7 separate regions of the Mus musculus genome follow, and regions 2, 3, 4, 5, 6 and 7 are each linked to region 1. The links are chromatin loops, found by intact Hi-C in ENCODE. Cell type or tissue: heart. All regions are shown on one strand. Links, peaks and the distances in the headings refer to the core of each region. The heading gives the core; the rest is flanking DNA.

The links. A loop is a pair of places that touch in the nucleus more often than their neighbours do. Peaks named below come from ENCODE experiments on the same cell type or tissue, not always from the same donor. Only the 100,000 strongest peaks of a DNase experiment are listed, where the experiment ranks them.
Region 2: a loop joins it to region 1, with 9 times the contacts of the local background. A loop is called at or near these places in 40 of 42 quality-filtered maps.
Region 3: it touches region 1 in a loop (11-fold over the local background); 5 of 42 quality-filtered maps call a loop at or near these places.
Region 4: it touches region 1 in a loop (3-fold over the local background); 16 of 42 quality-filtered maps call a loop at or near these places.
Region 5: it touches region 1 in a loop (3-fold over the local background); 27 of 42 quality-filtered maps call a loop at or near these places.
Region 6: a loop joins it to region 1, with 4 times the contacts of the local background. A loop is called at or near these places in 3 of 42 quality-filtered maps.
Region 7: a loop joins it to region 1, with 2.4 times the contacts of the local background. A loop is called at or near these places in 11 of 42 quality-filtered maps.

What each region holds. Positions count from the first base shown.
Region 1 is chr7:110,162,037-110,166,423 of GRCm38, forward strand. No RefSeq gene overlaps it. Among named protein-coding and RNA genes, the nearest start is that of Wee1, 42 kb to the left of the region's middle. RefSeq lists an enhancer at 773-4,285. In heart, for the core only: CTCF peaks have their summits at 1,209 (motif pointing left) and 2,268 (motif pointing left); DNase peaks (open chromatin) are centred at 2,285 and 2,925; H3K4me3 peaks cover 1,236 bases; H3K27ac peaks cover 3,322 bases.
Region 2 is chr7:110,263,973-110,268,359 of GRCm38, forward strand. Swap70 (SWA-70 protein) reads left to right here. Exons shown (of 12, transcript NM_009302.3): 4 at 1-135; 5 at 1,864-2,010; 6 at 3,810-3,918. Among named protein-coding and RNA genes, the nearest start is that of Gm32861, 22 kb to the right of the region's middle. In heart, for the core only: no CTCF peak of the experiment used is centred there; a DNase peak (open chromatin) is centred at 2,029.
Region 3 is chr7:110,094,534-110,098,920 of GRCm38, forward strand. Zfp143 (zinc finger protein 143) reads left to right here. Exons shown (of 16, transcript NM_001374618.1): 16 at 1-861. Among named protein-coding and RNA genes, the nearest start is that of Wee1, 25 kb to the right of the region's middle. In heart, for the core only: a CTCF peak has its summit at 2,116 (motif pointing right); no DNase peak of the experiment used is centred there; H3K27ac peaks cover 1,284 bases.
Region 4 is chr7:110,215,259-110,219,645 of GRCm38, forward strand. No RefSeq gene overlaps it. Among named protein-coding and RNA genes, the nearest start is that of Swap70, 4.3 kb to the right of the region's middle. In heart, for the core only: no CTCF peak of the experiment used is centred there; no DNase peak of the experiment used is centred there.
Region 5 is chr7:110,628,018-110,632,404 of GRCm38, forward strand. It overlaps Adm (adrenomedullin), which reads left to right. Exons shown (of 4, transcript NM_009627.2): 2 at 240-359; 3 at 508-657; 4 at 845-1,803. The coding sequence starts at 262. The coding sequence ends at 1,151. Gm28863 (a long non-coding RNA gene) reads right to left here and starts at 2,889. Exons shown (of 3, transcript XR_003946665.1): 1 at 1,943-2,889; 2 at 1-398. In heart, for the core only: CTCF peaks have their summits at 1,278 and 2,359 (motif pointing left); DNase peaks (open chromatin) are centred at 934, 1,204, 2,424 and 3,644; H3K4me3 peaks cover 3,092 bases; H3K27ac peaks cover 3,414 bases; H3K27me3 peaks cover 1,428 bases.
Region 6 is chr7:109,966,637-109,971,023 of GRCm38, forward strand. No RefSeq gene overlaps it. Among named protein-coding and RNA genes, the nearest start is that of Dennd5a, 8.4 kb to the left of the region's middle. In heart, for the core only: a CTCF peak has its summit at 2,357; DNase peaks (open chromatin) are centred at 1,735 and 2,595.
Region 7 is chr7:110,643,558-110,647,944 of GRCm38, forward strand. No RefSeq gene overlaps it. Among named protein-coding and RNA genes, the nearest start is that of Gm28863, 15 kb to the left of the region's middle. In heart, for the core only: a CTCF peak has its summit at 2,023 (motif pointing left); a DNase peak (open chromatin) is centred at 1,874; H3K27ac peaks cover 509 bases.

The sequences.
Region 1 (4,387 bases), core at 282-4,281:
TTTTGTTTTTGTTTGTTTGTTTGTTTTTTTGAGACAGGGTTTCTCTTTATAGCTCTGGCTGTCCTGGAGCTCACTTTGTAGACCAGGCTGGCCTCGAACTCAGAAATCCGCCTGCCTCTGCCTCCCGAGTGCTGGGATTAAAGGCGTGCACCACCACGCCCGGCTCCTGAAGGATGAAATCTTAATACTTAGTGTCTGACTCTAGCTTTGGAAGAGAGTTGGGTGAAGTGACACTTTTACAAAGTCACCTCCTTCTGAGGTTGTTTATATTAAATTTATTAAGGTAAAATTAGATATTTGACTATATCAGTTTAGCCTAATGAATTTATGATTGTTTTTCAAAGTACTATTGTATGCTCAGTTCACACAGAATCCGTGGGTGCTCTGCTGGGCGCGCACTCTCGCCTCAGGGCTATTTTAATATTTTCTGTTCCTTTCTGTTTCCTCCCTCAGGTTGAAGTAGACCTGTTGCTCATTTCCTTTGTCTCTTAGTTCAGATCTCATCTTATCGATTACCCCCTACCCTGCCTAACCAGATGCTAGTAGCATGTCTCATCTAGCACTGTTCTGAGCTTTCTCTCAGCCTTCTCTTATGGATCAAATCGCATGAGTTCTAGGCCAGTCTGGTCTCCACAGCAAGTTCCAGGCCAGCTAGGGCTACATAGTGAAACCCTGTTTCAAATAAAGAAAGTGTCCACAGACCTGCAATCTCTCAACTGAAGTTTTCTCTTCTCAGGTGACTCTGGTCAGCTGGAGGGCAGCAGGTTTTTGTTTGTTTGCTTTGCTTTTCCACTTTGTTTTGTTTATTTGTTGTGCTGCAGACCTACACCAGACTCTTAAGCATTATAACCCATCCCCCCAGGCAATTTCCTGTGTAGCTAGGGATGGCTGACTGGGAACACACTGTAGTTGTAGCTGTGCCTGATCTTAAACCCCTGATCTTCCTGCTGCCACTTTTCAATTAAGCTAAGTAGTTAAGAACACTCAGTTAACAACTGTTTGCAACTCCAGTTCCAGGGAATCCAGTGCCCTATTCTGGCCTATATAGCTCAAGAGTCTGTTTTTAAAATTATCATATCGTTAGGGGCTAGAGAGCTGATTCAGTTGCTAAGAGCACTGGCGGCTCAGTTTTCCCTATGACCCAGGTTCAATTCCCAGGGCTCACTTGGTAACGCACAACCATCTGTAACTCTGGTCTCAGAGGACTCTAACGCCCTCTCCTGCCTTTGGTGGGCACTGCATGCACATGGTGTACACATATACACATAAATAAAAATACAGGAGGGGAGAAAAAGTGGCAGTTTTGAACTCCTAATTACCTGCCCTACCTCTCAGATGGGCGGTGCTACCCACCCATCTTATTAGATTTGTTAGCGTTTTTTTTTTTCTTTTTTGTTTTTGTTTGTTGTTTGTTTTCTTTTGAGACAGAGTCTTGTTGTGCAGTTCAGGCTAGCCTCAAACTCACATTCTCTGATTTTGAGGTGCTAGATTACAGGCTATCACCAATATATCTGTTTTATGTAGGAGGCTGGCGGGGGGGGGGTTGTTTGGTTGTGAGTTTTTTTTTGTTTGTTTGTTTTGTTTTACACAGGGTTTCTCTGTGTAGTCCTGGCTGTCCTGGAACTTACTCTGTAGAACAGGGTGGCCTCGAACTCAGAAAGGTGACTGACTCCCAAGTGCTGACTGTAAGGGCACGTGCTACTACCACCCAGTTCTGGTTTGTTTTTCTGTATAAAGTTTTATTCATTTGAGATACTCTCAGCTTGAATTTTGTTGGAGACAGTTTTTCTCAGGCTATTATTATTACTTTTTAAAACTCTGTTTAGTGTTCATGGTTTTGAATTCCCTTGTAATATTTTGTTATTTAAAGCTGGAGAATTCCAATATTTATCCACAGATAAAACGTTTACTCTAATTGATATTGCGTGTCTTTGTCTTTAAAACATTTACCATTTTAATCCCTGAAAGTTCATTTGATGTCTGACTTGGAACTTAACATTTTTTACACCTCGAAGTTTTCATTCACTTCCTAGAGCAGCGCTCCTGCCGAAGCTGCTTACCTTACTGAGGTATTTGGAAATGTTACTTCATATCGACCTGATCAAGTTTCTCCACGTTTGCTCTGTCTCATGCCCTTACTGCCGTATTTGGAAATGTTACTTCATATCGGCCTGATCAAGTTTCTCTACGTTTGCTGTCTCATGCTTTTCAGTTGAACTCAGCTTCTATTTTTAACTTCAATTGAGCGGGGTTAAAAGGAACGTCTCGCCCCCTGCTGGCGCCCGTGGTCCCGGGAAGACCGGACAAAAGCCACCACGTGGCTCACATCCTGGGCTCAGTTTTCTTAGGAACCCAGAGCCCCATGCTTGCTAGGCAAGGGCCCCAACCCTGATCAACGCTTTAGCAGGCGTCCTTTTGCTCAAGTCTAGAGCGTCACTGGTGCCAACTCTCCAACACAGGGAGGAATTGGCTTTGCTTAATTTTGCTGCAGAGTGGGCTGGCCCTGCTAAATCCAGGGTACCGGGCACTTAACACTGTGAGGTCGCTGTGCGGAGCTAGACTCTGGGCGCTCCCGTTTTTTCCTCACCACCCAGGTGTCCATTTTCTCTTTGCCGCGACGTGCCTGCATCCTTTTCTGCCTTGGAATTATAATCGAAACACTCGGTTCAGTCGTGAGAAACATGTTTCATATATGCAACGGGTGCTCCGATGTTTCTACGACTAGCCTTAGGAGCCTAGAGTACGGTTTGGTGGTCAAAGTCATGATGAGAAGCAGAGGGTCTGAGGGGTCGGAGGGAAGGCACGATGAACAATATTAGAGAGCATTACTGGAGTTACCGAGGCTAGGCAGTCCGCTGGGTTATGCACTACACCCAAGAAGTCTGCGCCGCCCCGTGGTGCCAGTGCGCAGCCGCAGTCCCGTAGCGGGACCGAGCGTTCCCAGCAGAGGGCACTCACAGACAGGACATTCCGCAAGCTCTTCCTGGGTGACCCAGGGACTGCACCTGTGGCCTGGGTTTCCCTTGATCATGCCCTGACAACCCGCGTCTGGGAAATTCAGTCAGAATCAATCCAAGACCACAATTTAGAGACAGGTAAGCTTGACGGTGGTTGCAGCGTTTGGTGAAACAAAACGTCAAGACCAGCCTCTGCTACATAGAGAATCTGAGGCTATCCTGAGTTACAGTGAATCCTGTTTCAGAACAAATCCCTCAAAGTCCCATTGTCTCTCTGGCCTTGAAGCTCTTGAGCCCCGGATCTAGGATACTGCTTGTTGGACTAAAGGACTCACTAATCACCTTTCCCAACCCTGCCCAGGTATACCACCTCTAGTAAACAGACTTAACTAGTCTTTGAAGGCAGTAGTTCTTTTCAATGAATTCCTATTTATTTATTTTCTTATTTATCACCGTCTGTAAACAGGCTTTGAAGGCAGCATGTGTTATAAGATGTGTTTATTCAAGCCTACCAGGGGTCCTTAACCTGGGGGTTGACTCAAGTAGAACATTTTAGGATCCAGGGTTATTCATGAAACTGGGTGAGCTGTTTCAACTTTTAGGCAGACGTGCAGTGTTTTTGGAAGGAAGTCCAGTAGTTTTTCTGATTACCAAAGAGTTCTTAAGTTTAGTTTGTGGGTCCAGGGCTCGGAACAAATGGCTCAGTGATTAAAGCACTTACTGTTCTTCCGGAGGACCCAGGTTCAATTCCCAGCACTCGCTTCACAACTGCCTGTAAGTCCAACTCCATAGGATTCAATGCTCTCTTCTAGCCTTAGTGTAGACACACATACGTTAAAAATAAAAATAAGTCTTAAAAAACAGAAATGCAGGCTGCACATAGCCCTTCCTTCAATCACAGCTATGGAGGCAGAGGCCAGCAGATGGGTCCCTGTGAGTTCCAGGCCAGCCAGGGCTACATAATAAGACTCTCAAGGAAAAAAAAAAAAATCTCAAATCAATGTTGGGCTAGGAATGTATGACCATAACACATAACCCAGGTGTAGTGGCTCATGTCTATAGTGGAGAGATAGATACAGGAGGATCCAAAATTCAAGGTCTTCTTTGGTTATACAGTTACTTTGAGACCTTGCTTCTTACATATAAATAGTAAATGAAAGGAAATAAAATCAATGTTATAAATTCAGGACTCTGCAGAAAAGGACCCCCTGCCCTGAGACCTGGAGTGTTGCCTGGCCTCTACAGGAGGAGTCATGCAAAGTCACTAGGCCTGGGTTTCTCTCTCTCTTTACAGAAGGCCCCCATCTCCACCCAGAAAACTCCAGAGGCACGGTTGTTTCCTTTTAAAGCCATGTTAGGCCCAAGTAGATGCACTTCTGCATTTTTAGCATTTAAATAGAAATGGCTCTCTGGTGGGTTTTCCCCTGCGT
Region 2 (4,387 bases), core at 98-4,097, 100 kb after region 1:
AAAGATGGCCTTTCTGCATGGGAACTTATTGAGCTAATTGGGAATGGACAGTTTAGCAAGGGCATGGACCGTCAGACCGTATCTATGGCCATTAACGAAGTCTTCAATGAGCTTATTTTAGATGTATTGAAGCAGGTAAGAGGGCCATAGCACTTTCTCTCTCATCTTTAGATTCTGATGTTTGAGACCAAATAGCTTCCTTCCCTCTCCATAAGTCACTTATACTCTTTAAATGATTTAGAACAAAAATAAAGTTTTCTGTTTTCTCTGTTATTAGACTTTTAGGATTCGCCCACCCTGCTGGGATATTGAGGATTAAACCAAGGTATTATGCATTCTAGACAAGTGCTTCACAGTTGAGCTATATCTCTAGTCCCAGGCTCTTGTTTTAAAGAATTATTGTCACAGTTTTGAAGTACAGTTAAGAATTGAGAAGTTACTATTTTTGAAGGGACTGTTCAATCAAGTTTCCAAATGATTTTTAAAAAGTACCCTTATGTCATATGTAATTCTGTACCCACTAATGTGGAAAGATGCCCATGGTGTGTTGTTCGGTGGAAACAACAGGCCATAGAACAGTGGGCTCTTGTAACTCCTGCTCTTGTAACATGACACATGTGTAGAGATGTCTAGAAGGATGCTCACAAATGTTATCTAGTGATCACCTCCGGAATGTGTGATTTTGGTGAATTTTATATACATTTTTTTCTATATTTTTAGAAAGTACATGATTTTCCAATATTTTTATAGAATTAGAAAAATACCTTTACCTTTAGAAAGTGATACTTTCATATAGCAAAGTTGTATTTATCTTAACGGCTATATCTTTTTTCCCTCAGCATTCAACAGTGGCTAATATACATGTAGGAAACTAAATACTTACTAAATAGAACATCTGTTTGTCTGAGACAGGATTTCACCTTAGCTTTGGCTGGCCAGGAACTCATTGTATAGATCAGGCTAGCCTCAGTCTACCTCCTGGGATTAAGATTTGTACCAGCTGCATGCATATATATATATATATATATATGTATGTATGTATGTATATATACACATACAGACACACACACACCCGTCTTTCAAACATCTGTTTTAAAAAAAACAAACATTAAAAAAAAAATATACACACACACACACTATAGTTGTCTTCAGACACACCAAAAGAGGGCATTGGGCATCTGATCTCATTACAGATGGCTATGAGCCACCATGTGGTTGCTGGGACTTGAACTCATGACCTCCAGAAGAGCAGTCAGTGCTCTTAACCACTGAGCCATCTCACCAACCCTCTTTCAAACATCTTACATTATTATATCAAATAACCTGCTTTCCATTTTCCATACTTAGTGCTTTCCTTGTCCAGTAGGTGATTATTACTATCCTTGCTCTTTCTTCCATCAGTAAGCACTGATTAAGGCTTAACTTGAATAGGGATCTGATATTATAAGGATGTATGGCTGTGTCTCTGTCCACATGCCATTATGTCTCCTTTTGCTGTGCCTCCCAAACATGTCTGTTTACCTATAAATATTTCGATAAATGTCTTAAAAGGTGAGGCAGTGTAGGAAAATTCACTGTTTATTAATAGCAAAGGTTCTGTTATCTGTATGTCACTTGCAGAGACTCTGAAATGTCTAGATTTACATGTAAAGCTTTTGTGTGTGGTCATGTGGATTTCACTGGGGATCACGTCTCTGGAGCACAGATTCTCAGAGACGCCGGTCCATTGTCCACACAGGTGAGAACCACTAACGTGTATATTTTGGACCAGGTGTCAGATAATAGAGTAAATAAGACAGTCAGAGGATTGTCAGCTCTTACACATGAAAGCACACGTGTTACATTTGGTTTAATGTGTCATAGGGTTACATGATGAAGAAAGGTCACAAACGGAAAAACTGGACTGAGCGCTGGTTTGTATTAAAACCCAACATAATTTCCTACTATGTGAGCGAGGATCTGAAAGATAAGAAAGGAGACATCCTGCTGGATGAAAACTGCTGTGTGGAGGTGAGTGGGCGTGGCCTCTGCAGTTTGCCCTGGGCTGCCCTCTGCTGCCCCCTGCTGTCCATGGGCTTTCCAGCCTCACTTTTACCGACTAAACCTTCTAATAATCCCCAAGTGGACATTTCCAAAATAAAGTATAGTCACTGTGACTTCTAAACTAAAACTTAAAGACAGCTGACAAAATGTGTACTTAATACGAATATATTTTCTGTTTTATGCTTTGAGTAAAGTATAAGGATTAAATCTGAGAGATTTGTATGTAAGGAATCATTGAGTAAAATCAAGCCATTAAAAAGGCAAAAAAAAAATGCAGTAAGATGATTTTGTAAGTTATCAATAGACTAAAGACCTGGAGCTTTTAAAATAAAGCAAATAGAAGAAAATTGACCATTTTGGTCAGATAGGGTCTCGTGTAGCTTGAAGTAACCATGTAGTCAAGGATGGGCGCGGATTCCTTATTTTCCTGCCTCTTCTACCCCAGGTCTAGGGACTATAGGCATGCACTACCACTCTTCATTTTATTTTATTTTATTTTTAATAAAGATATGATGCATTTATGAGGACAGGCTCTCGTCTAGTCTGAGTGGCTTTAAACCTGCTGTAGCCTTGAACTCTTCATCCTTTTGCCTCTTTCTACACAGTACTAAGATGGCAAGTGTGGGCCTCCGTGTCTTCCTTGAGTGATATATTTTATAGCTGTTAATTCTGTAACGATGTAAAGTCCTAAAGAACAGAAGTTTTGTAGGGGCAAAGTGACACATATCTGTAAACCCAGCAATCAGGAGGCTGGAGGATTTCCTACTCTACCTGGCCAGGGCTACATGGCAAGACATTGTGTCAAAAAAAATTACTTTTTGTTTTTTAGACTTGATTTGTATATTAGCCACCACTAGTGTTTTGGTATTGTTGAATAACAATTAAAATCTGGGACTTCACACTCAAACTATAGAAATGGTATAAAGCTCTATTAATACTTTGTGGCGTGCTCATACTCCGCTAAACTGAGACCTAAGGATTTTCATAGGCGCTGCCGTTTCACTCACTCTCTTGAGAGAGGTCAAGAAGCACAGGGCACCAGCAGTAACAACTCAGGTGTAAGAAAAAGCCATAGCAGTCAGAGGTCTCCTATATGTGCTGTCCCTTCTAGGGTTCCTGCAGGGGACACTCTCAACTGCTAGAGTGCAAGCAAAGAGCATGGGTCTCCTTGTCCTTACTGGGTATTGTATTCATCTTATGTAGATGTGGCATCTCAGTCAGAGGTCACTGTGACCACACAGGAGGCTGCCTGGGGACAGCTTTAGTAGTCAGACATTTGCATTTTTAGGTGTTTTTCTTTTGGCACTGAGTTTCAGTTAGACTTACATGTTAAGAGATTAATTGAAATACATCAGAAGAAAACTAAGCCAGGTGTGGTGTGACACATGCCTGTAATCCCAGCATTTAGGAGGCTGGGGCTGAAGGGTCGTGAATTCAAGATCCTCCTAGTCTACGTTGTGAGACCCTGTCTCCATAAACAAAATGGTAGTTTCCTGCTGATGGACTACACTTCCCAGCTTCCTTGGAACTATGGAAGTCATTTCCACCTCAACAAGAGGCCACATCCTATCTTCCTCTGAACATTTTGGCATCCACATATGTGGGTGACAGAGATGCCACCTTGCCATGAATAAGCATGGTCCCACCTAAGGTCAGACCAAGTCTCTTTCTTTCTTCCTTTTCTCTTCCCTCAGCTGCTTTTAAAATAATCTAATACAAACAAAAAGAATAAAAATTTAAAGAACTAATTATGGTTTCTGTTTTAGTCTCTGCCTGACAAAGATGGAAAGAAATGTCTTTTTCTAATAAAATGCTTTGATAAGACCTTTGAAATCAGTGCCTCAGATAAGAAGAAGAAACAAGAATGGATTCAGGGTAGGACATTTTTTATTATTTTCCACAACAGGGAGCAGAAGGTGGGCATGGTATAGGCTTTTAGTCCCAGCACTGGGAGGTAGACAGGGAGGGGTAGGAGCTCTCTACACGGAGTGCCACGCCAGCCTGTGCTTCTAGAGACCCTGACAGGGAAAAACAAAACAACAGCAACAACAACAACAATCCCCAAAAACCAAAACCGTGAGTGCTCCAACTTTGTGTTTTCAAACCTCGCCTAGACACTGGCACAGTTTGTTTCCTTATGTCATGGCGATTGCCACATGAGAAACAAAACCAAGGAAACATAAGTTCCCCTTTTTTGGGGGGCGGGGGTTCGAGTCAGGGTTTCTCTGTGTAGCCCTGGCTGTCCTGGAACTCACTCTGTAGACCAGGCTGGCCTCGAACTCAGAGATCTGCCTGCCTCTGCCTCCCAAGTGCTGGGATTGCAGGCGTGTGCTACTACTGCCTG
Region 3 (4,387 bases), core at 142-4,141, 68 kb before region 1:
TACATAGCCCCGGAATGAAATCCCAACGTGATTCATTGTGTACGAGGAAGAATGAAATGAGGGCTCTGCAGCAGTTCTTCATGCTACTCTTGACCACATGGCAAATTCCTGAAATCCACCCATAAGATCAGCAGGGTCTGAACACAGTCAAGATGCGCTTTTAACTTACTGTGAAAAACACGGCTGTATCTAATGTGCTGAAGGTTCTACATGTGAAACAATCATAACTCCAAAGCCATCACAGAATAAAGGATGCAAGCCTTCAGCTGTCCCTCCAGTTAATGTCTGGATTGTTTGTCCTAATACACACCCATGTTTACTTGGATTTCAAGGTTTGAAGACCTCATTTATAGAGCCCCATCCCTGTTATATAACACTTCTTCAAGCTAAAATGCTGATTATTTTAGCATTACATTGGATTATGTATAAAATTACAAAGTTTGGTTATTTTAAATTAAAACATTAAATCCAGTGTTTGAAGCTGGGAATGGCAGCTTGTGCCTGTAATCCCAGCATTAAAGTCCTGATGCAGGAGGAGAACATAAATGTGAGACTAACCTGGGCTGTGTAGTGAATTCCAGGCTAATCTGAGCTACTCTCAAAAAACAAGATATATCCATTATTTGGGTTGTTAAAATCAGCCTTTTGATTTTTTGCTACTGTTTTTTATGATAATCAACTATGAGAGTTTCCCACGGGTCTGGCCTAGGCTTATAGTTCTATGGCTGAGAATGAATTTACTCCAAAAAACTGGGTTAGTGAGTTGTGTAAATTATTTATTTTTGCTCCTAATCTTTTGTTTTAAAGCTTATTTACCTTAAAGTTTATTATTGACTTTGAATACAGCAGTTTTTAAAACAATACTTTTTGTTTGTTTCATTAAATTGGTCTGATGTTGGGGAATGTTGCACAGGGATCCACAATGTAATTGGGGGATGGGGTGCTGGAGAGATGGCTCAGTGGTTAATTAAGAGTACTGACTGCTCTTCCAAAGGTCCTGAGTTCAAATCCCAGCAACCACAGCTCACAACCATCCGTAATGAGATCTGGCACCCTCTTCTGGAGTGTCTGAAGACAGCTACAGTACTTACATATAATAAATAAATCTTTTTTAAAAATACATATAGATATATATTTCCCGGTACACTCAGGCCAAGAGTATATCTATATAGGCACAGACCAAGCACTGTTCTCTATATATGTATTCAACAGTCTTATGAAAATTTAAGATTTATTGTCTCCAGCTTACCCAGGCTTCGCAGTTGCAGTTTTAGAAGGCAAGGCAGGTCAAAATTGGACAACCAGGTGTTTTGCCTCCATGTCCAGTATGGATTTTATACTATGCCTCAGTATCCTCGAATGATAAGTCCTTGTAGCCGAGGTTATCAAGATGACTTGTTTGACAGCTTCTGTTTGCTAGTAGCAAGAGTCAAGGTTTTTTTAAAAGCTTTATTTTATCTGGGCAGTGGTGGCTCACACTGTTACTTTCAGCATGTGGGAGGCAGCGGCAGACGGGTCTCTGTGGCAGAACCACTGCCATAGGCACACACGAGCTTATGCATGGAGACCTAAACTACAGGCCTCTCTGAGCCTTCATCTCCACCTACAGTCAGATTCCAGGGCCCTGCACTCCATCCCAGCCCCTGCCAGCTGCACTTAACAGTACTGCCCCGGACAGTTCTGAGAAGTCCTGACTTCCTTTGGGGCATAGGTTGCTGTCCTTTGTTCCCAATCCATTGAGTGTCTCCTAGCAAGGTAGCATGCTCCTTCAAGACGTACTTCAGCTGCTGTGTGTCTCAACTGAAGCAGCAGAAAGGAGTTCTCCCAAAAATAAGTCCTCCAAAGGTACTTGAAGAAACAAGAGTGTAAGTCAGCAATAAAGCAGCCTAATGCCTATGTGGTAAGATCCAGGCAGGGTCGACGTCCCCAGCAAAACCTGTTACAAACCCAGGAAATCAACAGCCCAGAGGGTAAAAGTGCTTACTGTGAAACCAGATAACCAGACCTCAATCACACAGATGCACACAGACAAGCACATGCACACAATTTTTTAATTTTTTTTATGGGTGTTTTGCCTGCATGTATGTCTGTATACTGTATGTGTGCCTTATGCTCACGGAGGCCAGAAGATGGCATTCTCTCTCTTTTTTGTTTTGTTTTGTTTTGTTTTTCGAGACAGGGTTTTTCTGTGTAGCTCTGGCTGTCCTGGAATTCACTCTGTAGACCAGGCTGGCCTCAAACTCAGAAATTCGCCTGCCTCGGCATTCTCTTTTCTTTAACTGGAGTTACAGACATGATTGTGAGCCACCATGTGGGTGCTGGAAATTGAACCCAGGTTCTCCCAAAGAGCAGTCAGTATTCTTGCTGAGCCATATCTCTGTCCCCCTAATCAGTAAATTTACAAAGAGGGAAGGCACAGTTGCATACAGTTTGTGCTCCACATGATTTCTACAAGCCTCAAGACTCAGAAGGTTGGGGGTCTACAAGGCAAGTCCAGAAATATTACACAGGGGTACTACTCTGGAGGAAAAAAAAAGTTATGTGTATATGTGTGCCTGAGTGTGAGTTTGTGCACATGAGTATGTTTGCCATAGGAGAAATTGGATCCCCTGAAGCTGGAATCGTGGGTCGCCTGGTAAGTGTTAGGGACTGAACTCAGGTCTTCTACAACATACCAATCACTGAGCCATCTCTCCACCTCACCCTTTGAAGTTCTTACATCTTTTTTTTTTCTTTTGGCTGGGAGGGGTGGATGTCCGTGTGGTTGGTCAGGCAGTGTTTCCATGTCACGGGGCTCAGAGTTGTTTCCTTCCCCAAGACAAGGACGACTAGGCAGTAGCTCATTATTTTGCTGATAGATGAGTTTTACAATATGAATTGTTTCTTCCACGGTATTGTGCATTGCAGCAAAGGTCATGATAAGTCAAACTCCCAATACTCTGAGCCTGCTCAGTAAAGACTGGCTTCTTCAGTAGTGTCAGGAAGCCCTAGGAGAGACTGCAGCCAGGCCTTGTTAAAGAGTAACTAACTCCTTTTGATCCTGGTTGGAGGCAGCAGAACCTTACTCTTGAGCAGAGGACAAGCAGTCTTACTGAGATTAGCTTAGCACTTAGCTTATTCCCACCACCACAGAGTGGCACCCACACTCCCCAAACAGATTAGCAAGGTCACATCACTGAAGAGGACAAAGGTCATCTTGTCGAGCTAAGTCAGCACTGAGTAGGATTGTTGGAGGAGAGAGAGAGAGGACCCCTCCTCCAACAAGAGCATAGGGCTGTAGGGTCAGAAATGGGGGACTGTCAGTTGTAGGATTATCAGAAAGCCCTCAGTGGTGGGAGGCAGGCGTAGATGCCAAAGGTAATATAGATAAACCTGTAACAATACCATGTGCATCTTAAAAGCCTTAGTCTAGGGATCGTTTACGGAGCCTCCCTGGAGACCAGACCTAGGGTCAATGGTTCAAAATAATTACATTCTTTTCGTTTCTGCCAGCAGACATTAAGAGTGGGGCTCTAGAAATGACGCAGTGGGTAAGTGAGTGTGGCTGGTGCCAAAAGAAGACACTGGGTTTGGTAGTTACACAGGGCTTTGAGGCATCATATTGATTCTGGGAACTGAACCAAGGGCTTCTGAAAGAACAGGCAGAAGCATATTTTTTTTCCTTTTTCTTTTTTTTGGTTTTTCGAGACAGGGTTTCTCTGTGTAGCCCTGGCTGTCCTGGAACCCACTTTGTAGACCAGGCTGGCCTTGAACTCAGAAATCCGCCTGCCTCTGCCTCCCAAGTGCTGGGATTAAAGGCGTGAGCCACCACGCCCAGCTAGAAGCACATTTTCTTAACCACTAAGCATTCAGCCCCATTCTCCACACACTCCTTCCTGTCTCCCTTTTTTTTTTTTTTTTTTTTTTGATGGGTCTCACTATGTAGACCTAGCTGGTTTGTAAGCTGGCCTCAGACTCAAAAGAGATTCTTCACTCTGCTTCCTTGGGATTAAAGGCATGGACTACCTACCATGCCAGGCTTACATTTTTCTTTCTTATTGGTTCCTTTTTCCTTAAGTCCTATCATAAAGCAACATAACACATTTCCCAGTTTTCTAAAAGAGTTGAATCTAAATCACGACAGGATGTACCATACTTAAACTGCCTGTTAATGTTACTAAGCTATAAAGTTTGGTCTGTGGTAGGTCTCAGGCATATTTTATTCTGCTTAGATCTGTAGGAGGTTCTCTTACACATCTTATTGTTTATCTCCTAAGAGTTACAGAGCACTGTAGTACAGTCCTACCAGATGTGGGGAAGACACCAAGTGACCCTGGATAATGAGCTGTCTCTTAAGAACAAAAGCAGAGGAAACAGCCAAGAACCTTTCTATGTTACCCTTGTAATT
Region 4 (4,387 bases), core at 123-4,122, 53 kb after region 1:
GTTGATGTTAGCTGTCTTTCTTGATCACTCTCCACTTTATGTACTGAAGCAAGGTCTCTCAACCTACAACACTGTTCCTCTTACCTGACAAGTCAGTATTGGAGAATACAGGGTGTGGTGTTCTGAATAAGAATGGCCCTCATAGGTTCATATATTTAAATGTTTAGTTCCCAGTTAGTGGAACTGTTTGGGAAGGATTAAGAGGTGTGGCCTTGTTGGAAGAGGTGTGTCACTGGAGGTGGGCTTGGAGATTTCAAAAGCCCATGTCAGATCCAGTCTTTATCTGCAACTTACAGATCTGATGTGAGCTTTCAGCTATTGCTCCAAAGCCATGCCTGACTGTTTGTCATCATGTTCCCTGCTATGAAGATCATGAACTAACCCTTAGCAACTGTAAGCAAGCCTTGAGTTAAGTGCTTTCTTCTATGAATTGTCTTGGTTGTGGGGTCTTTTCAATAAAACAGTAACTAAGATGCAAGACTTGCTGCTGAGTACTTTCCTTTGTGGCTTTGTTCCCCAGAGGTCCGCACACCTTCTGGCACTATCAAGTCTAGTGAACAGGGAGGAAACTCTCAGATTAGTTCCAGCTTGATTTCTCTGTTCTGCAGCAGCAGAGCTGCAGTAATAGGATCTTGCAGTCTACTTCTAGTGGGCAACTAGGAGTCATAGCCATAGTCTATTCTGTTTGTGGAGAAGGTACTCTGGGTCTTTCCTGGTCAATAAGTCACAGGAACATACCCTATGCCTGGCACTATCCACTCATGCAGGTTCCTGTCTGTGCTCAAATCCTCTTAAAGTATTTTTAAATGAGCATATTCTATTTTATTCAATCATTTAACTAAAATTCATCTTAATCATAATCAAATTAATTATTTATTTAGTTAATTTTGTTTTTTCAAGATGGAGTTTCTTTGGATAGTCTTGGTTGTTCTGGAACCAGCTTTGTAGACCAGGCTGGCCTCAAACTCACAGGGATCTTCCTCCCCAATGCTGGGATTAAAGGTGTATGACAAAGTCTCCTAGCTTCCTTTCTATTTTTAAACTTTCAAAAATTACACATATAGCCGGGCGTGCTGGCATACGCCTTTGATCCCAGCACTCAGGAGGCAGAGGCAGGCGGATTTCTGAGTTCGAGGCCAGCCTGGTCTACAAAGTGAGTTCCAGGACAGCCAGGGCTATACAGAGAAACCCTGTCTCGAAAACCAAAAAAAAAAAAAAAAAAAAAAAGACACGTATTTATTTGGTGCATGTGTGTACACTAGTATGTATGTGTGTGGGCACACATATACCATGGTGAATATTTGGACCAACAGAGGACAGCTTTCTGGAGTTGACTCATTCCTTTCAATGTGCCTTCCAGGATTCAGAGTTGGTGGCTAATGCTTTTACCCACTGAGCCATCTGGCCAGCCTCTTAGTCTAAGTTTTGTAACTCCAGGCAACAGTGTTGTGGAGCTTTCTGTCACTATGTAACCGGTGTTGTCTTTATATAAGACCTTATTAGTTTGCTTCTAGAAGTATTGTAATGAAGTATCCCAGAATGAGTACCTTAAACCATATTAGTGCAGCATTAAGCAAGAGGGATTTAGTGTTAGGCGTTGGGAGAATAAGGGTGGGGGCTGGGGGAATGGAAGTGGGTGGTGGGTGTAGGCGGTGGGAAGTGTCTAATACCAGGTTGTTGCAGGCTTGGTTCTAGCTAAGGACTGTGAGGAAGGATGTATTCCATGTCTCTCTTTCAGCTATGGGCTGTTTGCTCAGCTCCTTAGTGTTCCTTAGCATGTAGAAGCATGTGACTCTGTCGCCTGCCTTTTTTCAGCTACGGGCTGTTTGCTCAACTCCTTAGTGTTCCTTAGCATGTAGAAGCATGTGACTCTGTCGTCTGCCTTCTTTCAGCTACTGGCTGTTTGCTCAACTCCTTAGTGTTCCTTAGCATGTAGAAGCATGTGACTCTGTTTGCATGGTGCTCTTCCCATGGGCATGTTTATGTCCAAATTCGTCCTGTTTATGTGGACACCAATCATATCAGATCAGAATTATCTCTAAAAAGACCCCATCTCCAAATGTGATTTTACTCTGAAGTATTGGGGGCTAGGACTTCAGCATGTGAATTTTGGGGATGACACTATCACCAGCTTTATTCTTTCTTTCCCTTACCTTCTTCTTTCACCTCTGTAGAAAGACTGTCTTGTGTATTGCATGGATGCATCACCTGTCCATTAAAAAACCCGTGGCCTATAGGAAAGGGTAGAATAGAAGGTGGGACATCTGGGAGGTAGAAAGAATTCTGCGGTGGAGCTAGGCATTGCCTGAGAAGATGTGAGTAGTCTAACGCTCAGTACCTGAGCACAGATAACCAGCCATGTGGCAGAAAGTAGATGAAAATAACGGGATAATGTAAATTATAATTCCAGTCAGAGAAGAGCCTAGTGATATGGCCAAGATATTTGTAAATATGTTTTTTTTTTTTTTGGTTTTTTGAGACAGGGTTTCTCTGTGTAGCCCTGGCTGTCCTGGAACTCACTTTGTAGACCAGGCTGGCCTCGAACTCAGAAATCCGCCTGCCTCTGCCTCCCGAGTGCTGGGATTAAAGGCTGTAAATATGTTTGAATCTGAGTCTATTTCTTTGAGCATGGGGCTGGGAGGAAGAGACAGGCTTAACTTCCCCACCCCCTCTCTCCCTCCATGTTTTGAGGTTGGGTCTTTCTATATAGCTCAGACAGGCCCTGACCTCACAATGCAGCTCAAGTTATCCCTGAATTTGATGATCTTCTTGTTTCAGTCTCCTGAGTGCTAGAACTTGAAATGTGTTCCCTGTGAGGCCTGGCCAGATGGCTCGGTGGTGGTGGTTAAGAGTGTGTACTGTGCTTGTAGATGATCTGAGTTTGGTTCCCAGTACCATGGTGGCAGCTCACAACTGCCTGTAGCTCCAGCTTCAGGGAGATATCATACCCTCTTATGGTCTCCTTGGATACCTGCACACATAAAGCACACACACACACATGTAAATATAAAGAATTTTTTTTTTTAATTTTCAGGAGGAGGCTAGGTGTGGTGATGTATACTTTTAATTTTACCACTCGAGGCAGAGGCAGAGGCAGAGGCAGAGGCAGAGGCAGAGGCAGAGGCAGAGGCAGAGGCAGAGGCAGAGGCAGAGGCAGAGGCAGAGGCAGAGGCAGAGGCAGAGGCAGAGGCAGAGGCAGAGGCAGAGGCAGACAAAAGGGCTATGAGTTGGAGACCAGCCAGGCCCTTGTCCATATAGGAAGTTCCCCCAACCCTAGCTAAAGCTACATAGTGAAAAACTGTCAAAAAGGGGGGTGGGTGGAATTTTAGGGAACTAAATTGTAGTTTGGCTAAATTGCCATAGGACAAATCCGTTATATGAGCCATATTGTGATAGTGTGTGCCACACTAGGTTTTCATTTAAGCCTCACATTATTTTAATAGCACTCTACTATCATGTTTATTTAATCATGCTAATCATTTAACTATCATGTTATTTAATAGTACTCCAGATAAATAATAGTACTCCACTCCATTTTACAAGCAAGGAAATGAAACTTCATATTTATTCATATTTAGTCATCTAAATGGGAAAGCCAAGATTCTGCCCCCATCTATGTAGTAACCACCCATCTTCCCAACTGACCCCAGATGACTTGTGCCTACTGATCTTCATTTAATAGTTTCACTCCCAACTAAATAGGACGAACCTGAGAAATTAGTAAGACATTGAACAAGTAAGTGATGATGAATGACATTCAGGGCAGGATTAAAAAAAAAAAGACACTGTAGGAGCAAGGTGTGGTGGTTCTTATTTGTAACACTAGCAAATAAACTAACTAACCAACTATGCAACCTAAAAGAAAAAGAGGATTATAAAACTAGGCACTTGGAAATAACAGAGTAGCCCAGAGTAAAGGCTGTGAAATATGCTTAGTGTCTGGAGTCTCAGTGTCATCCAGTGGCTAAACCGAACCTTCAGTATTAGGGTTTCTTCCTTCTTTCCTTCTTTCCTTCCTTCCTTCCTTCCTTCCTTCCTTCCTTCCTTCCTTCCTTCCTTCCTTTCCCTCCCATTCTCTTTCTCTTCACCTCCCCTTTTCCTCTTTCTCTTTCTTCCCCTCCTGAGGCAGAGTTTTGCTCTGTAGTCCTGGAATGCACTGTGCAGACCAGAGTGGCCTCAAACACGTAGCCATCCCCTACGCCTCCTTACCGAGTACAGCTGCATATTGCCATGCCTGGTTTAGTTTTTTTCTTTTTTTTTTTGTTTTTGTTTTTGCTTGTTTGTTTGGTTTTGCCACTATTTAGGGCAAGCTGAGTTGGCATAAATAAATTAGAGGTTAAACCATGTTTTTTGCTGACTGAAGACTTGGGCTGGAGCTAAAGAAGAG
Region 5 (4,387 bases), core at 178-4,177, 470 kb after region 1:
GACTTTAGTTGGAAACCTCTGGAAGCCTGGCACTTCTCAATGGCTTCCTTTGCCTTGCTTGTCACCCACCCGGCCAGCGCAAAAATCTCCGGTGTTTCTCTGCGCCAGTGGGGGAGATAAGCAGCTGAGCCAGGAAGAGCGCTGCCAAGCGGCTCCCCGTCCTGCCGCCACCCTTCGCGTGCTGACGGGATCGTGCTGCTGGCCCGGTTGCTCACACTCGGTGTCTTGTTCCTTTCCAGGGTATCAGAGCATCGCCACAGAATGAAGCTGGTTTCCATCACCCTGATGTTATTGGGTTCACTCGCTTTCCTAGGCGCGGACACTGCAGGGCCAGATACTCCTTCGCAGTTCCGAAAGAAGTGAGTTTGGGCCGTGCTTTCTTTCTTCACTTTGAATACCTGGCAATGAGAGAAAACTGAGAGATGGTCTGGAGGTGTTACAAAGGGAGTGGAGCTGGCTGGGACATCACTTGAACTTAGGCCAAACGCATCTGCTTGTGTTTTCTAGGTGGAATAAGTGGGCGCTAAGTCGTGGGAAGAGGGAACTACAAGCATCCAGCAGCTACCCTACGGGACTCGCTGATGAGACGACAGTTCCTACCCAGACTCTTGATCCATTCCTGGACGAGCAGAACACAACTGGCCCCCTACAAGCCAGGTAACTATGCTCTCTGCAGAGGATGTGCCCTCTCCACTACTCTGACCCTGGGGATTGTCCTGGCTGCACTGCAGCTGAGGCTCCGGCGGAGGGAACGGGTTCCAGGTCCCTCGGGTACTGCATGGCTCCGGTCCCAGGTGGTTGGGACCAAAGCCCCGGTTGATGAGGTGTCCTTCCTTCTTCACAGCAATCAGAGCGAAGCCCACATTCGTGTCAAACGCTACCGCCAGAGCATGAACCAGGGTTCCCGCAGCAATGGATGCCGCTTCGGGACCTGCACATTTCAGAAATTGGCCCACCAGATCTACCAGCTAACAGACAAAGACAAGGACGGCATGGCTCCCAGAAACAAGATCAGCCCTCAAGGCTATGGCCGCCGGCGCCGGCGTTCCCTGCTGGAGGTCCTCCGGTCCCGGACTGTGGAGTCCTCCCAGGAGCAGACACACACAGCCCCAGGCCCCTGGGCGCACATCTCCAGACTCTTTAGGATATAGGTGCGGGTGACAGCATTGAACAGTCGGGCGAGTATCCCGTTGGCGCCTGCGGAATCAGAGAACTTCGCACCGGGGCGGACTGAGACAATCCTGCAGAGATCTGCCTGGCTGCCCCTAGGGGAGGCAGAGGAACCCAAGACCAAGCCAGGCTCATGCCAGAAACCGAGACTTACAGGCTGATACTCTCCGGGCAGGGGTCTGAGCCACTGCCTTGCCCGCTCATAAACTGGTTTCTCACGGGGCATAAGCCTCATTACTACTTGAACTTTCCAAAACCTAGCGAGGAACGTGCAATGCTTGTTGTCCAGCCAAAGGTAACTATAGTATTTAAGTTTGTTGCTGTCAAGGTTTTTTTTTTTGTAACTTCAAATATATAGAGATATTTTTGTACGTTATATATTGTATTAAGGGCATTTTAAAGTGATTATATTGTCACCTTCCCCTATTTTAAGACGTGAATGTCTCAGCAAGGTGTAAGGTTGTTTGGTTCCGTGTGTGTGTGTGTGTGTGTGTGTGTGTGTGTGTGTGTGTAAGGTGGAGAGCGCCTGATTATCGCCTGTGGATGAAGAAAAAACATTGTGTTTCCTATAATCTATTTACATAAAATATGTGATCTGGGAAAAAGCAAACCAATAAACTGTCTCAATGCTGATTCATTCTCGGTTCATGCATTTGGGGAAGGATGGTGGTCTGGGTTTGGGTCGGCCTGGAAGTGCTGAGATTCTGCTTCTTGTTTTGGGAAGATTGAACTGCATTGTGGGTGCAAAGCAACCTCTCTAAGCAAGGCTTACCTGTTGTGAGCTCTGGTGTCCATGTGGATGCACAAAGCGCGTGTCCTGGGAGGGAGTCAAGAGTTCTCTGAGATACCCGAGTTCACCTCCTTGCATGGCAACCAGACCGGGTAGGGTAGGGTGAGCCCTAATAGGCGAGCCTGGGCTCCTTAAGTTGCGCAATATACTCCCAATTTTATAGGGTTGCTCACTGGACCTGAGCTAAGGCGCTCTTTGGAGACTTAAACTGATATCCAAGGCTTTCTAAGTAGAGTTTATGCTCCAACTGTGGGTGTTAAAAGCTACCGGGGGTGGGGGACCCGCAAAACGTTCGCACAGCAGCTCTGGGAAACCCTCAGCTAGCAGCCCAAGTCTTCACTGGGCCCTGACGTCCATAAGCGGGGCTGTAGCGCCCCCTGCTGGCCACCATGCGTGCTCCCCCAAAGAGCGGTAGAGTAGTACGTGCGGTTTAATAAGTTCTTCTACGTGGGAGTCAGCACATAGTCTTAATGAAAGAGGAAAGAAAGGGGGGGAAAAAGCAGTTTGCAGATGCCAACTGGGCTCCCCTCCCTTCGTCTTCTCCCCCCTTCCCCGACCTGCACGCGGGCTTGCTGTGCAGGGGCAGTGACTCAGCGCCCACACGCTGCGCGGCGAGCAGCTGCTGGCCGGAGGCGGGCGGATGGACGTGCAGCCGGAACCGTGCGCCTCCGAGGGCCTGAGACCTTCATTGTTCGTCTCCCCTTCCAGTTCTCCTCTTCCTTCCTCTTTCCCAAGCCTTTTTTCATGCTGCCTTCACTTCTATCTAGCCTTCTCTCCCTCTTTCCTTCCTCCGTGCTTTCAGTCACCTCTGTATCCAGTGAGGAATGCTAGCCTCTAAGCTTGAAGGCCCAGGGCACAGGGACTATAAGATTAGGAGGCTAAGGTGACGCCATGTACCTGTCTAGCTAGGAGGCCTGGCCAATTGGCTCACTCAGCCAATCCCTGAAGACCAATTATTGTGCTTTCCTGAAAGTTTTGCTAGCCGTTTGGAGATGCTGAATTGCCTGTACCTCCAGCTAGTTCAGGGTTTCTGGAAGCAGTTTGGTTTGGGAAGGGCATTTCAGAACCCGGACCGTGGGACTAGATGTTTTCTTCCTTACAGAAGCCTATATACACAATGAAATGCGCTGGTCCTTTGTCTGAGTCTACACACAACCTGATAGAAGCAGCTCCTGCTTCAGAAGAAAGCAGCCTATAGCACATAGACTCGCCTCTGGCTGTAGGAAGCATCAGTCCCATCCAGTTCCGTGTCCTATTTGATCTTAACAATTTCCTGGAGCACCCAGCCCCAGTAGATCATAAATGCAGCACAGACCATCCTGGCCACAAGGACTTCTTGCTAAGTATTCGCATGGAACTTTGCCAGGCACTGAAGAGGCACAGGGCACGCATGAAAGAGGAAACGATCAGAAGTTTCAATCCTGCAACTGCTGTGCCAGTGGGTTGGGGGGGGGGGGGTCTGAAGGGGTTGCGGAAACTGCGAAGAGCAGAGACCACCTTGGCCTCACCGACAGAGGCTCAAAGCCACTCACTCGAGTTCTTTCTTTAAGCCAAGGTTTGTCCCGTAGCCACAGAGCCCTTCAGCCAAAACCTTACTCTGGCAGAACTTCAACCTACCAGACAAAGCCGCCAAAGACAGGTTGGGCACCGGCTTAGGGGCAGCTGGGAACAGGCATCTAGCCTTCGTCTGAGGGAGTCTTATGACCTCAGGGAATTCAAGGCAAGTAGAACTGTGGTGGTTCAGCCCGGAGAGGAACCAGACAGCTGCTCTGCTGGAGTCGTTCCTATTGCTAAACCTGTGACTTGAGACATTTCTGAGCAGACAGAGACCCTCTTATGACCAGCCTGCTGGAGCACTTGGGATTAACTAAAGGTCACCACAAAGCCTCGGGCCCTTCTCTGGAGGCTGTTCAACTGGCCTTCGGGATTTTTTTTTTTCTTCATAAGGTGCTGAAGGTTATTGGGATAGGGCCTCCTGATGCCAAGAACACATCATTTATCAACGGTGTTGAGTCATTTTGTGAGCTGATTTGAACCTGTCCACAGCTAAGAAATAGTCACAGTTCTTTTTTTTTTTTTTTTTTTTAATCTGTAGCTACTGTTGCTGGCTGTGGGAATGGTATCACCCATTTGTAATCAACCAAGGGTACCAGACGATTTCTAGAAAGTTCAGCACCAGCAGGTTGTCTGAACAGCTAAGGGTGGAAAGGAGAGATGGGGTGGGCCAGAAACCAGTTCTTTTTTTAGTTCTTGCTTGGTGTCAACTATTCTTCTAGCCACTTTCTATACCTTATCTCACCAAGTTCTTACAGTAGCTTTCTGAAGGAGGTGTTATTATCTCTCTTAGTAGATAAGGAAGCTGAACTTCAGAGAGGTGAAGTAACTCAGGCAAGGTCACACAGCGAGTGGTGGAACGTGGCTATGCAC
Region 6 (4,387 bases), core at 299-4,298, 200 kb before region 1:
AGTCTCATGCTGAAAAAAGCCCCATGGGCCCCCCCAAAACAAGCACACTCCACTGTTTTTGTTTGTTCAGTGACTTCTCTGAAGGCTCTTTTGAGGAGCCTTTCTCGGCCATCCTTTTTATGGCAGCTCCATCTGGTTCGCTTTTGTTCTTACTCTGAACTAAACCTCTTAATGAAACTTTTTTTTTAAAGATAGGATGAGTGTTTTGTCTATGCACTATGTGTGTTCCTGGTGCCTACAGAGATCAGAAGTGGGTGTTGAAATCCTTGGACGTGGAATTACATATAATTGTGGGCCACCCATTTGGGTGCTAGCAATTGAACCCTGCCTGGTTCTCTGCAAGGGCAAGTGTCTTAAGTACTGAGCCATCTCTTCAGCTACTTAGTTCTTGAGAAAAGTTCAGTACCTCTGGCTAGCCTGAAACTCCCTATGTAGACCAGGCTAGTAAACTCTAACCTCTACCACCTGCTGCTGTCTCATGCACCAGCACTGCCCAGCCACCCAGCCTCCTCTCCAGGTTTTAAAGGAAAAGTGTCTCTTTCCTGTTTAAGCCCCTGTTAAACTGTTTCGAATATGGTGTGTGTGTGTGTGTGTGTGTGTGTGTGTGTGTGTGTGTGTGTGTGTATGTGTGCATGCCCTTGAGGAAGCCAGAAGTTATTGAATTGCCTGGAGCAGATGCTAAGGGCCTAACTCCTGACCTCTGGAAGAGCAGAAAGCACTCCCAACTGATGAGTCCTCTCTCTAACCATATTATTTTTCTTTTTGTTTATTGTTGTTTTGTTTTTTCAAGGCAGGGTTTCTCTGTGTAGTCCTCGCTGTCTTGGAACTAGCTCTGTAAGCCAGGTCGGCCTCGAACTCAGAAATTTGCCTGCCTCTGCCTCCTGAGTGCTGCCAGCATTGCCCGGTTTATTGTTTGTGTGCTAATGGCCTCCCACCTCATAGCCTGGTCACTGACTACATCATGGAGGCCCTCTCTCTCTCTCTCTCTCTCTCTCTCTCTCTTTGTTTGTTTCTTTCTTTTTCGAGACAGGGTTTCTGTGTAGCCCTGGCTGTCCTGGAACTCACTCTGTAGACCAGGCTGGCCTCGAACTCAGAAATCCGCCTGCCTCTGCCTCCCAAGAGCTGAGATCAAAGGTGTGCGCCACCACGGCCGGCTGAGGCCCTTTCTCTTAACAAAGCTGATTCCTGGAGAGCAATTGTGTGTCTGCTCCTTCGCTGAACCAGCAACCACCTCTGCTTCATTTTTTATTTAGCCTTTCAGCCACATAACTGGCAGCAGCAAGGAAGCTCCCAAATTGGTCAGCCGCAGGCAGCTTCTGATGCTGCAACAAGAAAGGATGAACTGAGAAAGAGGAACAAGTGTTACGTCACCCGGTGTTACAACTTCCCCAAAGTAGTATGTGAACGTGTGAATGTGTGTATGTAAGTGTATGCCTGAGGTCCTTTTTTTTTCTGTATGATTGACTATTCTGGTACAGAACTGATCTTGTAAATAGATGTGTATGTAGATGTGTTTGAATGAGTGTGTTTGTGTGGGGGGAGGCTAATGTAGGGTAGGGTGGTCGGACCCAGAAAGCAGAGGAATATCTTTGGCTCTCCAAGCCCAAGAGACACTAATAGTTGCTCCTCTCAGCCCTTCCCCTCCTCCCATGTCCCACTGGACTGAAAAGCTTTTCAGAATCAGACCAGATGGGCCTCTTGTGTGCTGCACCCGGCCTTTTTCCTTAGACTGTGAATACAGTAGCACCGTTATTCTCATCAGCTTGGGGACAAGAGCATCCTGGGAAAGGCCGGATGGCGTAGTGAGGGAGAATGAAAAGCCTTGGACCGGATCCCAAAGGGAGCTATATTTAGCTGTAGCTGAACTCTGAAAGATTTTTGTCATTTTTGAGACAGGGTCTCACTATGTATCTTTGGCTGGCCTGGCCTGAAACTCTAAATAAGCCAGGCTGGCTTCAAACTCACAGCTATCTACCTGTCTCTGTCTCCAGAGTGCTGGGGTTAAGAGGCATAAGGCACATAAGGATTCTGAAAGACTCTGAGACAGGGTGATGGAATTGTCATGTATCTCGGTTGTAGTAGTGGTTACATAATGGATCATGAAAGACAATTCAGAACTACCCACTAAATATAGTAAATATCACTAATCTGAAAATACATACAACTTATAACAGAGTATTTTAGGATTTGTTGTTGTGTGGTCTTTTGAGATAGAGTTCCAGATTGCTCAGGATGGCATCAAACTCACCTCAGGTTGTAAATTAGTATTTGTACCTCTGGCTCCTAACACCCTGAGGGTAAAACATAGCATAGGCTGCCTGCTAACTTTTGTACAGACTGTTTCATCAGATGGGTCTCATTGTAGACACCATTAATTTGCACAGTTACTGTAACCATCTTCCAAAAGGTGGCAGTAGAGTATCTGAAGAGAGAGGCATTACCCCCCCACCCCCCACCCCCGCCACCACCACCCCCCCACCCCCCCCACCCTCCCACCCCCGCAACACTCACACAGAGAGCATGTGCTCCTAGCAGGGCTGCTGGATATATGCCAGCATGTGGGGCTCAGACAGGACACAGATTTGCAGAGCTTAAGTCAGCATCTGTTCTGCTCTTCCATCAAGGCTTTCCCTGTGCTTCTGCTCCATTCTCCTCTCACCTTTGACCCTCATCATCTGGTTGCTAGCACAGAGCTGGAAATGGCCAGTGGGTAGGCAGCATCTATACCTACCTTTCTTCTATGCCCAGGGCCACCTTCATTGCCTTTCCACTCATGCACAGGAAACTGTGCTCAGAAGGACCACACACTTGGTTTAATGATATGTGATGAGAGACTAGTGCATACAAAATGAAGCTCTGTGAGCCACGAGTGTCTGGTTTTTTGTTTGTTTTTCTGCTTTCATTCCTTTAAAAGTTCATAAAACTATCTGAGCAGAGAATTCCAGGATCTGTGTGGTTTGGGGGAATTCAGAAATCCATGCCCAGAACAGGATGAGCATCTATGTCAACTTGTCCACCAGGAGTAACTGAAAAATCTCACAAGGAATGCCTGTCAGTCTATTAAGGTCTGGGACACAGCCCATTGGCAGAGTGTAGATCAGGCTGAGCTCAAATTTACTATGTACTGAGGGTGACTTTCATCCTCTGAATTATTCTGCCTCCACCTAGTAAATGGTAGGATTACAACAAGCAGGACCAGTTTTCACAAGTGAGGAATTAAATGCATGGCTGTGTGCATGCCAAGGAAAGCACTCTATCAACTGAGCCACAATCTAACACCTCATTTACTGTGGAGCTTTAGTTCTTGGCTTTTTGGGTTTTTTTTTTTTTTTTTTTTTTTTTGGTTTGTTTTTGGTGTGTAATTTTTTGTTGTTGTTTTGGTTTTTTGTTTTTCTAGACAGGGTTTCTCTGTATAGCCCTGGCTGTCCTGGAACTCACTCTGTAGACCAGGCTGGCCTCAAACTCAGAAATTCACCTGACTCTGCCTCCCAAGTGCTGGGATTAAAGGTGTGGAATCCTATTCTGAGTTCATGAGTCCATCTAGCTTTCTTGTACCTCCCAGGGATCTGGTCCATTAATTTTCCTCCCCAGATATTTGTTTTACATTTTTTAAAGATTTATTTTATGTATATGAGTTCACTGTAGCTGTCTTCAGACACACCAGAAGGCACTGGATTCCATTACAGATGGTTGTGAGCCACCAAGTAGTTGCTGGGAATTGAACTCAGTACCCCTGGAAAAACAGTCAGTGCTCTTAACTACTGAGCCATCTTTCTCCAGCCCCCTTCTTCCTTTTTATTTTTAAAACAAGATGTAATTTTATAGTCCTGGTCTGAAATTCACATAACTTCAGCATCAGGTTTTGGGATTACAGGCTCATACCATCTTTTTAAATTTTAAAACAAAAATTGAGTTTTTTTGTCTCTATGTGCCCCTTGGAGCTGAAGTCATAGGTGTTTGGAGGACATGGGTACTGGAATCCAAACTCTAGTATTCATGCCGAGCAACAATCCATCTTGAGCTGGGCGTGGTGACGCACACCTTTGATCCCAGCACTCTGGAGGCAGAGGCAGGCAGACTTCTGAGTTTGAGGCCAGCCTGGTCTACAGAATGAGTTCCATGAAGGCCAAAGCTACACAGAGAAACCCTGTCTCGAACACACCCCCCCCCCAAAAAAAATCCATCTTGAGTGTTGAGCTCTCTCCAGAGGGCCATAAGGACTTAAAGATTTATTTTATGTGTGTGTTTGCCTTCATGTATGTATGTGCATTACATGGGTGCCTGGTACCCACGAAGGTTGGAAAAGGCCATTAGATTCTGTAAAAGTTACAATCTGTTATGGGGCCATGTTGGTCCTGAGAATCAAACCTTGGTCCTCTTAACCTAT
Region 7 (4,387 bases), core at 218-4,217, 480 kb after region 1:
TTTTCTGGCTCTTTCAGAACCCAAGAGCAGTGGGTCATAATTAAAGCTGCTGATGGCAACTCCAGACAGTCCACCCAAATGTTTTCTCCGTGCTGTCAATTCCCTGCATTAAATGATTTAACATCATGTTTGTGTAGTTGAACATATACACAGAGGGAAATTAAATGCTGATATGAGTTCTGGAGTATTTCTCCAAAAGATATTGTTTATTACATTCAAAGGATTAGTATAATGTTGTCCTTAGCTGATAAATTGACATGACCCTTTCCACGAAGAAAGCTGAGCGGTTCATCCTGAAGATGGCAGAATAAGGTAACATTGCCTGTCTGCTTTCCCCTCCCCTCCTTCCTCTGTCCCACTCTCATTCTCTTTCTTGACAGGATCTTGTGTAGTACAGACTGGCCTTGAGCTCACCATATAGTGGAAGACGACCTTCCAGTTCTCATCTTTCTGCCTCCACATCCCTGGTACTGGAATGGCAAGAATGTGCCACGACTTCGGTAACACCAGGGCACATTGCTGGTGACTGACAGCCTAGGCAGGCATTGAGCCACACTCCCAGCCAGCCCCAAGATTATGTTTTCTGTCGGAAAGTAAACCCAGCTCATACATCTGAAGTTGAAGTCACACATTAAGTCACAGAATATTGTCCCCATCTGCCACACCACCTTTCCGGAGGCTCTCCCAGGAGTGGTGGATGCTGCAAGTTCAGTTATGTAACTTGTAAAGGGCCAAGGCTCAGTTTTCTGTCAACTCAACTTTCAGAAAGAAAACCCACAAGTACATCTGTTTGCAAGATCTGTTAGGATTTTAGGAACCAGATTTCCAATTTTTTTTTCTTTAGTAATTTTTGTTCATTTTACCAAAGAGCAAAATCCTCCATCTTCCCCTTCATCCCTCCCTCCTCCATCTTCCCCTTCATCCGTCCCTCCTCCTCCATCTTCCCCTCCATCCCTCTACCCTCCTCTAAAAGATAAGTGTTTCAGTTTATTTTTTGATGGAAACAGAGCAGCTAAATCCAAGTGTTTCTAAGGAGCCCGACTAGAGCACCATTTTGTAATGAAATAAACTGACAGTTCACAATGCTTGTATTTCATGTGTGAGTGAATGTGTGTGTGTCTCTGTCTGTCTGTCTGCTCGCATGTGAGTGCTGCATGTTTGCATGCCACAGTGTGCATGTAGAGGTCAGAACACAATAGGTGGAAGTTGGTTCTCTCCTTCTTTAATCCTTTGGTTCCCAGGGATTAATTAAACTCAAGTCCTCAAGTTTGGTAGCAAGTAGTCTTATCCACTGAGCTATCTGGCAGGCTCCAGTCCTTACTTACTTGTCCTGCAAAGCAATTCAGCAAAGGACTGGCCTGCAAAATCCAGCACAGCACTATAATGCAAACCTTCCAACTGCAACATGCACACTAGTACTACGTAAGGCAAGGAAGATACAGGGCCAAGTGGGGGAGTGATCATAACTCTGTCAGCCCATGAGCCCAGTGCTACAGCAGCTGCTGGTTGTGATGGGACTTTCTAAGGTCTCTAACTTGCCAGGTACCTCAGCTTTAGGTTCTATTAATTCCCTTTCTCAGCCCCTACATTCTAGCTTTGGATAACATAATGGAGCAAAAACACTGCTGTGGAAACTCACTTGTCAGGCACTCCGCTACTTCACCATGTTCTTTGAGGGCCTCTCCTTTGTGAGGAAGCCGTGAACTAAAATGCCCTGACATTGGGTCACAGGCTATGAAAGATGCATAGCTAGAGCCGGTGTGATCTGGACAATCCTGCCGGCAGTCGCTGCCCTGCTCGGCTCACAGAAACCAGGAAAACTTCTGGCTTTGGACTGGGGCTTTTGGGAGAGTCTCTTTTTAAAATGCACAGAGCCCACTGGAGAGGACTCTACACTACTCACATGACAAAATGGTGGCGAGCCATCTCTAGGCCAGTGGGGTGACTCAGATGTGATTATGCCCCACACTCTGTTCTCATGCCATGCCAAAGAGTGAAAAACTGTAACCCTCTGCTGCCACCTGCTGTTTCCTTTGGAATACATTATTGGAATTAGTCTAGGCATGTGTATCAGTTGATCTTTGCCAAGTGCCTTGAGGAATTTGGGGGCTGTGAAATGTATGTTTACATAGTTCTGTACCAGCAGGTCTGCTGTGTGCTAGAATAAACTGTAGGGTCCCATGGGTGCTTGCTGTCTTTTAAGTTAGTTCAATGGCTGTCTGCCCCATCTAGTAGAATAAGCTTGGTGAGACTCCCTGAACCCAGGGAGGACCTACAGGGCCCTTGAGCAAGATCCAACCCTTAAGAATTTGAGTATCTTCCTCATGGGACAGTGATGCCATATGGGCCATAATTGAAGGCTGGCTCCTGCATAGACTGTTCTCTGAAGGACGTATCAATGGGTAGTATTCCTCGTAAGTACCCCCTGCCCTGCTCCGGAAGTGGAAATGCTCTTCCGAGTAGAGCTGGCCAGCAGGCTTCAGCTCACGTTTACTTGTGACATCATCAGATGTCTTATCTTTGCCTTCTTTGAGGAAGCTGAGGCAGATTGAGGAAGTGGCATCCCCAGGGAAATGAAGATAATACTCTTAGGTGATAGACTCTGAGTTCAGGTTAGATGTAGAGATAATGGTAAAGAGTTAAGAGTCATAAGCTTGGATGGGTCTGACAGGGGCGCTTAGTCATCTGATTGCAGGCACAGAGGACAGACATCACCTGTCTTGACAGTTCTAGAAAGTGGGATTTTCCTCTTTGCTGTCTTCAGGAAGATGCACTCACACGCACACTTCTTTCTGTTATCATCATTGATTTTGGGAATTCTTTAAATAGTGATCTTTTGTTGTTGTTTTGTTTTGTTTTTTTTTTTTTATTGGCAGAGATTAACGAGCCTGTTAGATGGATTTTCATATAAATCTGTTTATTTATTTATTTATTTTTGTTTGTTTGTTTGGCTGGTTGGTTTTTTAAGACAGGGTTTCTCTGTATAGCCCTGGCTGTCCTGGAACTCACTTTGTAGACTAGGCTGGCCTCGAACTCAGAAATCTGCCTGCTTCTGCCTCCCGAGTGCTGGGATTAAAGGCGTGCTCCACCATGCTCAGCTAAATCTGATTTTTTTTAAGTCAAATCTGATAGTTTTTAGATGACATAAAGTATTAAGGAAATGACCCTTGATAGTTTCTCCTATCAGACTGAGCCTGATAAGACCAGGTATACGATGGCTCATTACTCAATGTCTTGCGCCACAGCTCCTACTTAGGCCCACATTTATTGAATGACTGAGCTGATCACCTATGCACTCATCTGCAGAAATCCTGGAGGAGGTAGGGGTGGGGGTGGGGGAAGGGAGGAAGGAGTAGGAGGAAGGCTTCTCAGAATTACTCAGATGAACAGCTCATGGTATACAAAGCATACATACTAGAGTGTGACGAGGAGACAAAAGGTACACTATAGAGGCTTCAAAATACAGATGCATTGCTTTTAGAGTAAGTATGGCTCTTGATAAATTCACAAAAACTCATAACACGCAAAATTCCTTCCACCCGTGTCTTGCCCTGTTACTGTGGTTCACAAGCTTGTGTTGTGTTTATGTTTCATGCATTTTCTTGTTTATGTCCAGTTGTTCTTCTCTAGGGTTGTGTAAAGGCTTTGGGAATGTTCTAGCCTGGCTCAGCCATGGCAAGAGGCCAGCCACTAAAGCAATATTTCCTCTTGGGGGGCTGATGTGATCTCAGCAATGGAAAGTGAGGGGACCCAAGACAGGAAAACCCTTGCAGGTCTGGGGTAATGGTTTCAGCTTTTCCTTCCTCTCGGGATACTCATGACAGCTCTTAGTTCTAGAAGATCCTGGGTCATTTCACTTCTCATCTTCAGGCAGGGAACAACTGTTTAGTGAATAATAAGCTAAATGCTTCCTGGGATTGCTTGGAGATCTGTGGGAGCCCACCCACCATCTCTTGTATCTGCTGTGTTCTTGCTCACCCCAGAAGACTCAGCCTATGCTCCAAGTTCCTGCCAGAAAGTTCTACCTGCTCCTTCACCCTGAGTTGGTGGAGAGAGAGGGGATAGCAACTGCTGAGAGAACTCCAGATGATCAGAAGGTTGGACAACCGATTGGCAGGTCACAAGGCCACCATAGCCGCAGCCTGACAAAGGTTCCCACACAAGGGCATGTGTAGGCTCTATGATGAGCATGTGGACAAGGCCGTTGCTTCTTCAACAAGCTTGCCTTTTGATGAGCAAAGTGGTGTGCGTGCCGGGTGGTGTCAGGGCATGATTGTTTCCCATTGTTTTTGATACCAGCTTTTATGCCTTCTGTTGTGTCTGGTAACTAAGATGCTGTCAAGAAAATACAGCAAGGCTTCTCTGAGCTGAAAAAGAGCACTTTTGC